2 separate regions of the Homo sapiens genome follow, and region 1 is linked to region 2. Evidence: chromatin contacts called from ENCODE Hi-C or POLR2A ChIA-PET data. All regions are on one chromosome and are shown on one strand. Each heading gives the region's core, a stretch centred on a gene start or an enhancer-like site at or near the end of the contact. The rest is flanking DNA. Distances are from core to core; before and after follow the strand shown. Region 1 overlaps ZDHHC14 (zDHHC palmitoyltransferase 14). Region 2 overlaps ZDHHC14 (zDHHC palmitoyltransferase 14).

Region 1 (5,881 bases), core at 2,162-4,661, 150 kb after region 2:
ACTCCTTGGGGACAAAGAACTGGGGAGTAATCTCACAACATACTTTTTGGAAATTTTGCCTCTGACTTTGTGGGGTGAATCATTGAAGTTCATCACAGAGGGGGCTGCAGGCCATCCCAGGGGAGTCCTTTGTTGGCATCATAGAGGCCCACGCAGTGACCCCCAACCACCTTAAATATTCACAGACAGCTGAACTGGGCAGATCCCACCCACGACCTGAGTCAAGAATCTACACCTGGGCTGGGCGCAGTGGCTCACACCTGTAATCCCAGCACTTTGGGAGGCCGAGGCAGGCGGATCATGAGGTCGGGAGATCAAGACCACGGTGAAACCTCGTCTCTACTAAAAATACAAAAAATTAGTCAGGCGCGGTGGCAGGTGCCTGTGGTCCCAGCTACTCGGGAGGCTGAGGCAGGAGAATAGCGTGAACCCGGGAGGCGGAGCTTGCAGTGAGCCGAGATCAGGCCACTGCACTCCAGCCTGGGTGACAGAGCAAGACTCCGTCTCAAAAAAATAAAAATAAAAAAGAATCTACACCTGAAGTAGAAACTAACTACCCTTCTGCCATGAAGTTCTGCAGAGCCTCCTTTTATCTCAACAGGCTCCACATTTCAGGTTCCTGTCGGTCACTCCTGAGAGTCTCAACAGCCCCTGGAGGTCAGGATGGAGGGAGGGGCTACACATTCCAAGAAGGAGAGGCAGCGTTGGCCCACAGAGCGGCCTTGGTCTCAATGTTGGACTTGGAGGACTGGAGCTTGTGGACAGACCCATGTTGTCCGAGCTCTCATCCTGAATGCAGAAAGCCAGAATGCAGATTTGTTCATTTTCAACAGATGACTGCAGGACCAACGTTGTCACAGGGGCCAGCATTCTCTCACCAGGCAAAGCCAGCCGCTTCTCTGCCTGGTATCAAGCTGCCTGGGCAGCCAATTCGTAATCAGAGTGCCAATTTATAAGTGTAGAATGAGAAATAGAACTGCCACAGGAAGCAGAATCACTGCCTGGTCGGCCCTGTGGGACTTTCTGGAGACTTCTGTCAAATATGCTCGTGTAAGACTGGGAGCCATGAATAAATGCACATTTTTGTTTGTTTTTGTTTTTGTTTTGTTTTTTGAGACAGGGTCCTGCTCTGTCTGCTGGAGTGCTGTGATGCAATCTCCACCTCCCGGGTTCAAGCCATCCTTCTGCCTCAGCCTCCCCGAGTAGCTGGGGCTATAGGCACGCGCCACCATGCCCAGCTAATTTTTGTATTTTTAGTAGAGACAGGGTTTCACCATATTGGCCAGGTTGGTCTCAAACTCCTGACCTCAGGTGATCTGCCCACCTCGGCCTCCCAAAGTGCTGGGATTACAGTCATGAGCCCCCGCGCCTGGCCAATATGTGTACTTTTAAAAAGTGCTTTGATAGAGGATTCTGATGTAAAATAATGCGTCTAACGTAAATTTTTTAAGGTATCACGTCTTTTTTATTCTGTGCATTTATTTAGAAACTGTTTATGACAAAAGAGTGAGATTACATGTCTAATACAGTTTTTTGGAGAGAGCATCCCTGGCCAATAGGAAAGCTTCAACAACAGAATTTCTGGGGCCTCCCGGGCACATTTTCATCCTGTTCTGGCTTTGTCAGTGATACTCAACTGCAGTGTCAGTGCCCAGTGCAAAGAGACCTTCTTCCAAGGCAAAGGTAGATGTGTGCCTGCAGGTTGGAGACGATCCAGCAAGGGAGGGTGGACTCTGGCCAAGTGCTCACCTTATTTCTGCCTGGAATTGTCAAACTGCAACTTAGCTTGAAAAATATATTTCTTCCATACCCAGAAAAGCCACAAGCGATTGCTTCATGAAAGTCTGTCTCTGTTCATCTGACTTTCCCTGTTTGTGCATCTTTTTGACCGGCTCCGTCCCTTTTGTGTGTGTGTGGTTCTTGGCTTTGTGGCTCTGACGAGTGTGTGTTTATACCTGTGTCTTGCTCCTTTTGCCTTCCGGAGTCTCTCTTTCTGCCAGGCTTATGTCTCTAGCTCAGACCTCTCCTCAGAGCTCCAGACATGCATATGCAGCTTCCCGCTGGACATGTCCACTTGGGGAGATAAAAGCACCCCAAATCATCTTTCCCCAGTGACCCCCCACCTTGCTGAGGGCCAGCCCCATTCACAGGCTACACAGACGTGAGGGTCCTACCGACTCCTTTCTCTGCCACACCCTGCTCACCTAATCCATCACCAGGCTCTGTACAGTTTGCTTACTAGGTGGATCCCAGCTTAAACCACTTCATCCCTTTCCTTCTGTGCACTGCCTCGGCCAGCTGCAAGCCGCCATCATCTCTCACTTTAACTGTGCAAAGGTCTCTCGGAGGACACCCACCATCCACTCTGCTCCTCATCTAATCCAGCCTCTATGCTGACATCAGAGTGACCGTTTCCAAACAGAATCTCATCACTATGGGAAGGAGGCCAAAATCCTTAACCTAGTATACAAGACCCACCTCTCTCGGCTTGCACCGTAGTCCTGCATGCCACCTGGGCTCCAGCCCCGAGGTCTCCTCTGGTTCCTCTCTGTTAATTCCTGCTCATCTTTCAGGGAGATGTTCAGGCGTGGGCTCCTCAGGGAAGCCTGCCACTGCACACACTTCCCATAGCTTTCTGTATGCTTCCTTCATAGCTCTGACCAGGGTTGTCATGGTATACACTGGGGATGTGTGGACTCGAGTGGCCGATGTCTCTGCCCACAGTTGGGTAAGCTTCAAGAGGCCAGGCCTGTGTCAGTTTCCCTTACTGTATTCCCAGCAGCCAACTCCTTGACTGGCATGCAGCTGCTCAGTTAGTATTTACTGAAGGAGAGAAGGGAGGGAAGAAGAAAAAGAGAATTTGATGCTCCTCTTGCTGTATCTACCTTCATGTCTCCATCGTAGTCTTCTCTCTTAGAGAAAAAAAAAAAAAGTATATTGCTTTTTTGGCCCTATGATGAGGTTAGTGTTCTCAACTGGGGGGAAAAAAAAAGCCTCGGGCACCCAATCTAAACTAAATGAAACCCATATCCTTCACCCTCAAACCTACCAGAAGCACAAATTTTAAAATGTCAGACTCCAAGAGAAATGATCATTTAAAAAAAATTAAGTCTGATCAAGAGCTAGTAATCCTTGCACAGTTCTGGGAGGGTGGAAATGCCATCACTGAAAATGACTCATGGTGTCTTTAGGTCTGTGACTGACGCAACCTACACGTGTATTTATCTACTCAACAGATATCGGAGGGCCTCACGTGTGCCTCCTACAAATTCGAATAAAACAGTAGCTTTCAAACTTTTTGTGTTTTACAGCAACTCACAGTAGGAAATACATTTTCTACTGGGATCCAGTGCACAGAGATGCACATAAAAGGCATGAAACAGTGCTTGCCTTTCTCAACAGAAGATGCCTTGATACTTTCTATTTTATTGTTTGTTTTTAGTGCTGGTCATGACCAGCTAAATCAATTTCATGACTCACTATTTGATCACAACCCTTAGTTTAAGAAATCCTGGAATAAAGCGTAATTAGAGTAGCTCCTTCTGAGTAGGCCAAGGATTCCATTGACTTATGCCGGGGTTAGCCCAGGGTGTCAGCCTGCCTGGGGCTGGGATTTTAGGTTGTATACCTCCGGGACCCTGGGGATGGCACATTTAGCATGCCACACGATAGGCACCTGTTGGCCTGCCTTCTTAGAACAGCTCAGTTTTAAATTCTGGTTGAAATAAATCATTTCAAGCAGCCTTGTTGGAGCAGTAGGCAGCCCATCCATCTCATCATCTGAAATAAGTTATTTCAGTTTCTGTGAACTAACCTGATAGGTCATCCATTCTTAACCTGGGGCCTAGGAATAGGCTTCGGGAAATTGTACCTAAAATGTGTGAGTGCACGAGAGTGAAGGGATCCATAGCTGTCATCAGAGTTTTAAACCAGTAAGGAATGAAAAAAAAAGTCTAAGAACGGTTGCCCTGGAGGCTATAAACAGTTTCTGATACTCTTGGAAAATAGTATTGAAAGGGCTGACAGTTTTAGTGTTTGCTGACTCTTCCTCTCGTGGTCTCCCTGATATTATATCCTTCTTCCTTGGTAAACTTGTTCCCATCACACCTTCACCCAGTCAGCCTCGCCCAGGCTAGAAAATGGCAGCTCTTGGCAAGCCCCCCCACCGCTGGCTGGTGCACCTGGGTGAAGACACCGCAGCTCTTGGTAGGGGGGATGGGGGGGCGGGGAGTGCAAAAGGCCAGGACCCAAGTTCAAGTCCTGTGCCATAGAGTCCTACATCCCATCAACAGTGCCCCACTGTGTGGTGTTTCATAAGGGAGCAGCCCCACCTCCAGGAACTTCACTCACAGCTGCTCACAAAAATTACAGTCAACTTTACCACATTTACTAGCTGACTGATTTACAGTCAACTTTACCACATTTACTAGCTGACTGATTTTTTTTTTTTTTTGGTTGATGTAAGCAGTGATCCATTTTAGAAAATGAAAAGTAATGAGGAAACTCAATATATAAAACAGACATAGGTCTAACTGCTGTAGTTCAAGGGGAAGAAAAGCCCCAAGGCTCTCCATAGAGAAGGGGCTGTTGACTAGGCCTTAACTCCGAGGAAATCACAACTTCCTCACTGTGTGATGTTCTTAGAAAAACTCTCTATAAATCCTCTCAGAAAACCCCATGGAATCGCTAGACATCGATCTGCCACAAATGGGAAAATCACATTCCCAGGCCGTAACACTATGGCAGTTAGCAGGGCCGGGGTCACCAGTGTGTGACCTGCTTCCTCACACGGGGCCCCAGATGGACTTCGTGTTCTGCTCTCTCCAGCTTGAAACTCTTCATGTTTTTTTTTTGTTTTTTTTTTGAGACAGAGTCTCACTGTGTCACCCACGCTGGAGTGCAATGGTGCAATCTTGGCTCACTGTAACCTCTGCTTCCCAGGTTCAAGCGATTCTCATGCCTCAGCCTCCCAGCTAGCTGGGATTACAGGTGCCCGCCACCACACCTGGCTAATTTTTGTAATTTTAGTAGGTGGGATTTCACTATGTTGACCAAGCTCGTCTCAAACTCCTGACCTCAGGGGATCCACCCACCTCCGCCTCCCAAAGTGCTGGAATTACAGGCATGAGCCACTGTGCCCGGCCAATTCTTAATGATTTTTAAGCAGCTGCCCCAAATTTTCATTTTGCCACGGGCCCCCGACATTCCATAGCCGGTCCTAACTGGTAGAACTTTGCCTGTTCTTTTGAGTGCCTTTGTTGAGAAAAGTAATTAAGGACCTGCTGACTGGACTGCAGTGACTCAGTGAAGTGCTTGCAGCTTTATGTGAACAACAAGAAACAAAAACAGCACACTGTATTTAGAGCTCCAGACGTCTGTGCGGACCCAAGTCTGCTGGCAGGGGTATTGATGTCGTACTTCGTCATTTCTGAGTGCCATTAGAGCCACCAACCTGTTCTGGGCCTAGGCTGGGTCTGTAAGCGCCCCTGTTCTCGTAAATACTTTATTTGTAGAGTTCCTGCTGCTGGGCTGGCCAGCACTTCCTCATTGTGTGAAATGTGTAGACACAATTGACTTCAGTTCTTGAAAAGTTTTATTTAGCTATGGAATCGTAGTATTTGAGTTGGAAATAACCTTTTATAGCATATCCGACTTGCTGAGGCCCAGAAACTGTGCACATCATATCACTAGGCAAAAGGCCAGGACCCAAGTTCAAGTCCTCTGCCGTAGAGTCCTACATCCTGCCAGCAGTGCCCATCATGTGGTGTTTCATAAGGGGGCAGCATCGCACCCTAGGAACTTCACTCAGAGCTGCTCACAATAATTACAGTCAACATTTGCCACATTTACTAGCTGACTGCATTTTTGTTTTGTTTTGTTT
Region 2 (6,393 bases), core at 3,497-5,996:
AGTAACGTTTTCATTAGTAATCGCATTACATGTGCTGGTACAAAGACTGAGTTGTGGGCCGGGCGTGGTGGCTCATGCCTGTAATCCCAGCCCCTTCGGAAGGCCAAGGCGGGTGGATCACCTGATGTCAGGAGTTCGAGAGCAGCCTGGCCAACATGGTGAAACTCTGTCTCTACTAAAAATACAATAATAAATAAATAAATAAATAAATAAATATTAGCCAGGTGTGGTGCATGCGCCTATAGTTCCAGCTACTTGGGAGGCTGAGGCAGGAGAATCGCTTGAACTCGGGAGGTGGAGATTGCAGTGAGCCGAGATTGCACCATTGCACTCCAGCCTGGGTGACAAGAGTGAAACTCCATCTAAAAAAAAAAAAAAAAAAAGACCGAGTTGGGATGGGCACTTTTTTGGCGCCAGAGTGGGCCACAGACTGAGATTCTGTGGTTGAGGTGTTTATCAGGGCTTCCAGCGTGGGCTCTGGGAACTTCATTTGTTTGGCCACAGCAAATAGAAATGGAGCCCAGGAGTGGGAATGCTAGCTGGTATTGTAAAATCTGTTTTGTGATCATTTGGGAATGCCATTCCCTGGAACTGGAGTATGAAACTGGAAATTTGCTCTAAGAATTCTGGAGAACTATCCTATCATGTTTTAAAACGGACAATAAAGCCTGTACTGTTCTTACTTTCTGCCTTTGTCAGCAAGTAGGAGTACACAAAAATGAAGTAAAGATGTTACAATATTCACTGGAATATTTATCAATCATTTAAGTATTATACCACTGCTTTTTTCATAATCCTGAAATGATGGAAATGTGATTTTACTGTGAACTATTAGTCAGTGATATTCATGTCCAAAATTATGCCTGGGACCAAATTGCCCTTGGCATCGGGGGTCTCTTTGGGGTCTGACATGTAGATCCTGTATAGATTCTGTGTTCCTGGTTTTACTGTTTCTGAGTGGGTCTCATCCACTGGCCACTGCCTGGCCTCTACCACTTGCGCCCTCAACCAAATGCAGCATTGAGAGACGGTCCCCTGACCACTGAGCCTCAACTGCCATGCTGAGGTTTTACAGCTGGGGGGCTGGGTTGTGTCTGCCCCAGGGCCAAGGAGGAGCAAATTTGGACAAATTAAAAACCAATGCCAAGATAACCAACTCATAAAAGGCTCGTGAGCATATCTGCTTAGACTGGCTTTGCAGGAAAGATAAATAAATAGCAGACTACCTGCCCCCCACTTTCCATCCCATACTCTCAGGCGGATATGCCTCCTCTTTCTGCACTCGGTATGTGTAGAATCTGGTTATTGACATTTATTTATGTTTATGCCTAGAGGAGTGTTTTTGCGGAAGCAGGGTAGGTAGAAGAAGGGAGGATTATTCGGGGTAATTTTATGTGATTGCTAACAAACATCTTTTTCCTCTTCATAGTTCCCATGGTGATTTTTTTCATTCGGTGTAGCATTGATCTTGTGGGCTTTAATTAGACCCTAATAGTCCCCAAGAGCAGAGAGTGTTGCAGTTCGTTAGTATCTGTTTTTATTTAATGTTTGTGGATGGGCGGACAACATGAAATGGTAGAAAATCTATTCTGTTGGTATCTGTTACATTGCTTGATATAATCACAGGAATATAAGAGTAGCATGAAAGGAAAAAATTAATAATAAATAATTTTGCTTTTTTCCCTCTTGAAAATGTCAATTCAAAAAATTCTTTTGGGATTATCTAGTTAAAATGTTGGTTTTAAAGAAATCGCAAAAGAGGATAGACCACAGGAGTTCTCAGTGTCGGGGGCTTGGCCTGGGGCAGGTGGGGGCTGTGGGGCTCCTGCAAGGGATCAAGGACCTGGCATGGTCTGCAAACAATGAGTGGCGCATCTTGTGTAGATGTGAGTGCTAGTGCCTTCTCCAAGTGCATATAGATCCTGTTGTGACTAATCAAACATAAACTCAATTAAAAGCATCACTCAATTTACGATATAACTATGTATTTCCTCAATAACCAAAAGATGTAAAATACAGGTACTAGCAAATGTGGGTGGATTTTTTTTTTTTTTTTTTTTTTGAGACGGAGTTTCGCTCTTGTTGCCCATGCTGGAGTGCAGTGGCATTATCTCGGCTCACTGCAAACTCCATCTCCCAGGTTCAAGCTATTCTCCTGCCTCAGCCTCCCAAGTAGATTACAGGCATGCACCACCATGCCTGGGTAATTTTGTATTTTTATTTTTAGTAGAGACAGGGTTTCTCCATGTTGGTCAGGCTGGTCTCAAGATAGTTTCTATACATATATCCATGCAATGGCCAGGAACCACCGTTCTTAACTGTTTACCAGAGTAGTGTTGATCTGTATTACATCGTAGATAAATGCAGAATAAAGGTATTTCTCCAGCAGTGTTGATGAAAGAACATTCTGGAAAACAAATTGTTGACGTTCATCATAATGTAGAAGGTGTAGCTCCTGCTGTTCTGCCTAGATGACAGAGCTCCAAGTGACCATTTGATGATGGCAGCAAGACTTAGAAACAAAATAAGAGATCCCCTTCTTCACCAGCTGTTAATGTTTTCCATAGGGTGAGGAGGGAGGCAAACGTCTTGTTTCTGTGGTGGTGGCTGGAAGTTTGGAGACTTTGTTGGAGGGACAGTATGAGTCACAGAAGAACAAGACACCTTGTATTGTGTGACAGTGGAGTGTGAACAAGCTTTGCACACGTGTGGGCGGCCCTCGCTGGTGAATGCTGCCTGTAAACTGATAAGGGAAGAGTTGGGGTTTCCAGGGAGCTTGGAGCAGAGGTAGCTAGAGAGAGCCTCAGGGTGGGAGCCTCTAGAATGGGTAAGCTCAGTGAGCCTGGCAGGTGGTGGGGTGGCCTGTGCGCCCCAAGTGGGGTGCAGGGGTAGATGGGGGGACAGCTAATGAGCAAGGTGTCCACTTCATTCCTCTGGGTTGATCAGTCAACATCAAACTGTGATGTCCTTTAAAAAGTCATCTGGCCAGGCATGGTGGCTCACACCTGTAATCCCAGCACTGTAGGATGCCAAGACAGGAGGATCACTTGAGGCCAGGAGTTTGAGACCAGCCTGGGCAACATAGCAAAAGCTCTGTCCCTGCTAAAAATTGAAAAATTAGGCCGGGCGTGGTGTCTCATGCCTGTAATCCCAGCACTTTGGGAGGCTGAGGTAGGAGGATCACTTGAGGTCAGGAGTTCGAGACCAACCTGGCCAACATAGTGAAACCCTGTCTCTACTAAAAATACAAAAAAAAAAAAAAAAAAATAGCCAGGTCTAGCTACTTGGGGGGCTGAGGCAGGAGAATCGCCTGAACCCGGGAGGCAGAAGTTGCAGTGAGCCGAGATTGCGCCACTGCACTCCAGCCTGGGCAACAGAGTGAGACTCCATCTTAAAACAAAAACAAAAACAAAAAACAAAACAAAACAAAATGTAAAAAATTAGCCAAGCATGGCGGTGTGCACCTGTACTCCCAGCTACTTGGGAGGCTGAGGTGGGAGGATTGCTTGAGCCCATGAAGTTGAGACTGCAGTGAGCTATGATCACACCACTGCACTCCAGCCTGGGCAACAGAGCCAGACTCACTCTCTCTCTGGAAAAAAAAAAAAAAAAAAAAAAAAAAAAAAGAGTCATTCCTATGTTGTGCATATCTTTCTGTGTCTGCTTCTCCAAAGAGTGCTGTTGATACCCACATAGGTATTCTTGAATTCCTATGACAAGGAGTTCTGAAGAAGCTCGCTGCCTGAGTAATAAAACAATAGACTCTCCATGTAGGAAAGGAATCATTTAGATGACCTCAAATCCAATTTCCCATATGCCATGCAGGAATTCTTCTGTAGGAAAGCTTCTCAGAAGTCTGGAATGTGTGTCATTTTAATCAAGAGTTGCAGTTCTTAGTTGTACCCTTAAGTTATATGGAGGCAGAAATAATGTGACTAACACTGGGCCCCGTGTGGAAACATCCCCCGTTTGCTTATGGCTGGGGATGGGTTAGAGACAGCAGGCGAGGAGGGTTTCCCTGAAGATGCAGGGGTGCAGGCCGATGTGGGCCTTCTTACACGGTCCTAGGCCCAGTTGTGTTTCTCCCTGCTAGCACGGGTTGGCAACAGGAGACACCCAGATCATCCCTTTATCTATTTTTTCCTGTATAGGACAATGCATAAAGCATGCATGTGCTCGAGAAGGCTTCCTTTTCCTGACTGGCAGCCACAGCAATTGGCATAGCAAGCAGCAAAGTAAGGCCTGGTTAAAATGCACATGCAATTCATAGCGGGGCCTCTGATGTCATTGCTGTGGACTTTTGTTTTTAGAACCTGAAAAACACACGTCCTCCAGGGGCCTGGGAAATTCCCAGGTGGCCACCACCGTAAACAGTATCTCATTGAGTTTGACTAAACTGTGGCAGGAGTTCACGCTTCTAACCACCACTGATACAAGGTGAGAAGGGGTCGGCATGGGGAAAGATGCCTTTGAAAGGCCATCTGTGGGCAAAGTCTCGTGCCCCTCTGTGAATGCATTTGATGTAAATTTTTGTTCCTCTTGGTTGAATAAATATTGTTACTAAAAATAGCTTTAAAAGGACATCAGGATACAGCTGGAGCAAGACAAAGGAAGCAGGGCAGATTGCTGTGGGTTTTGGAACTTTGCTTTCCTGAACGCATTGTACGTGTACAGTCCGTTACGGCCCAGCCCCATCACTCATGTCATTCCCAGAGGCAAAGGCATTTGGATTAGTGAAATGCAGCCTCCCTAGTCCTGCCCCTGAGTTCCTAGTTATCTCTGTAACAGCAGCTACACCTTGGGTTAGGGTCTTGAAGTTAGCAGCCTCCGCCCCACCCTGATAGACAGACATATTCTCCTTCTAGATAGGAAATAAAAAGCAGAGGATGCCTGTTGGAGAACAGAGCTGGGCAGCAGAGGGTGGGCAGGTGGCAATGTGGTGATACCCTCTCCACCCTGTGGGGGACGCCAGTTCCTGCACTTCCCATCCAGCCGCTGGGTGCACTGCCACAGTCACGGCTTGCAGAATGAAGGATTTATTAGTCATGGAAACTGGCCTCGGAGCACCGTGCCCCCACTAGAGGCACAGCGGTTCTGGGTCTTGAGATCCTCATACACTAAAGGTCTGCCACAAATTTAGGATCATCTTCATGCTTTGTAAAAAAATTTTTTAAACCCCTGTTGGGTCAGATCCTGGTCTATCATGCGACGGTGGCACCAGAGGGGGCTCTGCAGGGGGCATCAGACAACCTCATTTCCCTTAATACAACTCACTATAGATCTGTGAGTTCACATAGTTTCTGAGCTTATTTATAGTTTCAGCCTCTTCAGTGTCCTCTGTGTTGTCATGAATTTTCCACCATCGTGTAAAGTTAGCTCTTTTTCTTACTTACCCTGAATCTGCCTCCTTCAGTTCAAAGTGGTCTCCTTAGCTCTGGGGTTTCAGAGTTGACGGACATGCCTGTTCACCCTTTCTATTCTTTTCCAGTATATTTTCTAGTGAGATTCACTGTAGGTTTCCACAAGATGAACACTAACTGGAGCGATGAGTGCCTTGTGGATCCTTCAAGGATTTCAACAGCAAAGTTACCTCGAGCCATAAGCCTGCATTATGTTCTGACTTATAAGAAAAGCGATTTTTCTTTCTCTTTGTTGTCATGGGGCTGTCTTCCACCACATTAGGCAAAAAAAGTAGTGCAGTGCCTTGTTTTCAGAGCTTCTGCTGACAAATGAAGATTCCGAGGACTTTTGGGTTAGGCAAAGAAATGTGGTATTCTCTGGCTTCAGAGGATCTCTTTGAGAACCTCTTTGGAGGAGAATGCCTATCCCTGCTTTGCATTATAACTCTTAGAAACAAAAATTATTGTGTTTATAAATCTTCCCTTAGCTGTCTGCTCCTTAAATCGGCTCCTCACAAAGTGGGAAAAGAATCCAGGGTTCTCTGTTTGAAGTGCCCAGCCCAGTGCCCCCCAGCCCTGGAGGGCCTGGCGGGGGCCTCTTCCTGCCCTTCACTGCCTTTTTTCATGGCTGTCTCTGCAGACTCAGCTGAAGTTACCCATTAAGGGGGCTGGATGTTGTGTCGAACAGTACAGTGGTGGTTAATGCTGTTTAATTGTTTAACTGTGACCCTCACAGAATTACCAAGAATAAAATACTGCTGTTTCATTACCAATAAAATTTCCTAAAAGTGCATAAAGATAATTGTAGCTAGGAGTCAGTCTCTTTTCCAGAAAGATTCTTATGTCGGCTGAGTTCAAGTAGGTAGGTGCATGTTATATAGAAAGTTTATTACACGAGTTGTTGGCTATTCAGACATGCACGTGAGGCAGCTGGAAATGAGATCCTTCCATGGGAAATGCTTAGTTTGGAAAATGAAGACCTGAGAACATAAGA

What was found. A loop is a pair of places that touch in the nucleus more often than their neighbours do. ChIA-PET counts read pairs that join two places held with the same protein, here RNA polymerase II (POLR2A). Pooled maps may share reads with other maps.
Region 1: a map of B cell shows a loop between it and region 2 (5-fold over the local background). The contact joins two enhancer-like sites. A Hi-C loop is called at or near these places in 2 of 168 maps with a recorded cell type or tissue (B cell and Caco-2), 10 of 37 single-sample maps with no recorded cell type and 4 of 50 pooled maps. POLR2A ChIA-PET finds 5 or more read pairs at or near these places in 7 of 52 experiments (B cell, GM12878, WTC11 and 3 more).

Annotation. Positions count from the first base shown.
Region 1 is chr6:157,609,925-157,615,805 of GRCh38, forward strand. The region is part of intron 3 of ZDHHC14 (zDHHC palmitoyltransferase 14); the gene reads left to right. Among named protein-coding and RNA genes, the nearest start is that of MIR3692, 84 kb to the left of the region's middle. Within about 2 kb of position 3,412, at least 10 of the 41 ENCODE cell types and tissues checked have a DNase peak (open chromatin) inside an H3K27ac peak, as active enhancers do; they include B cell, where a contact is called at or near this core.
Region 2 is chr6:157,456,810-157,463,202 of GRCh38, forward strand. The region is part of intron 1 of ZDHHC14 (zDHHC palmitoyltransferase 14); the gene reads left to right. Among named protein-coding and RNA genes, the nearest start is that of MIR3692, 69 kb to the right of the region's middle. RefSeq lists an enhancer at 4,843-4,902. Within about 2 kb of position 4,747, at least 9 of the 41 ENCODE cell types and tissues checked have a DNase peak (open chromatin) inside an H3K27ac peak, as active enhancers do; they include B cell, where a contact is called at or near this core.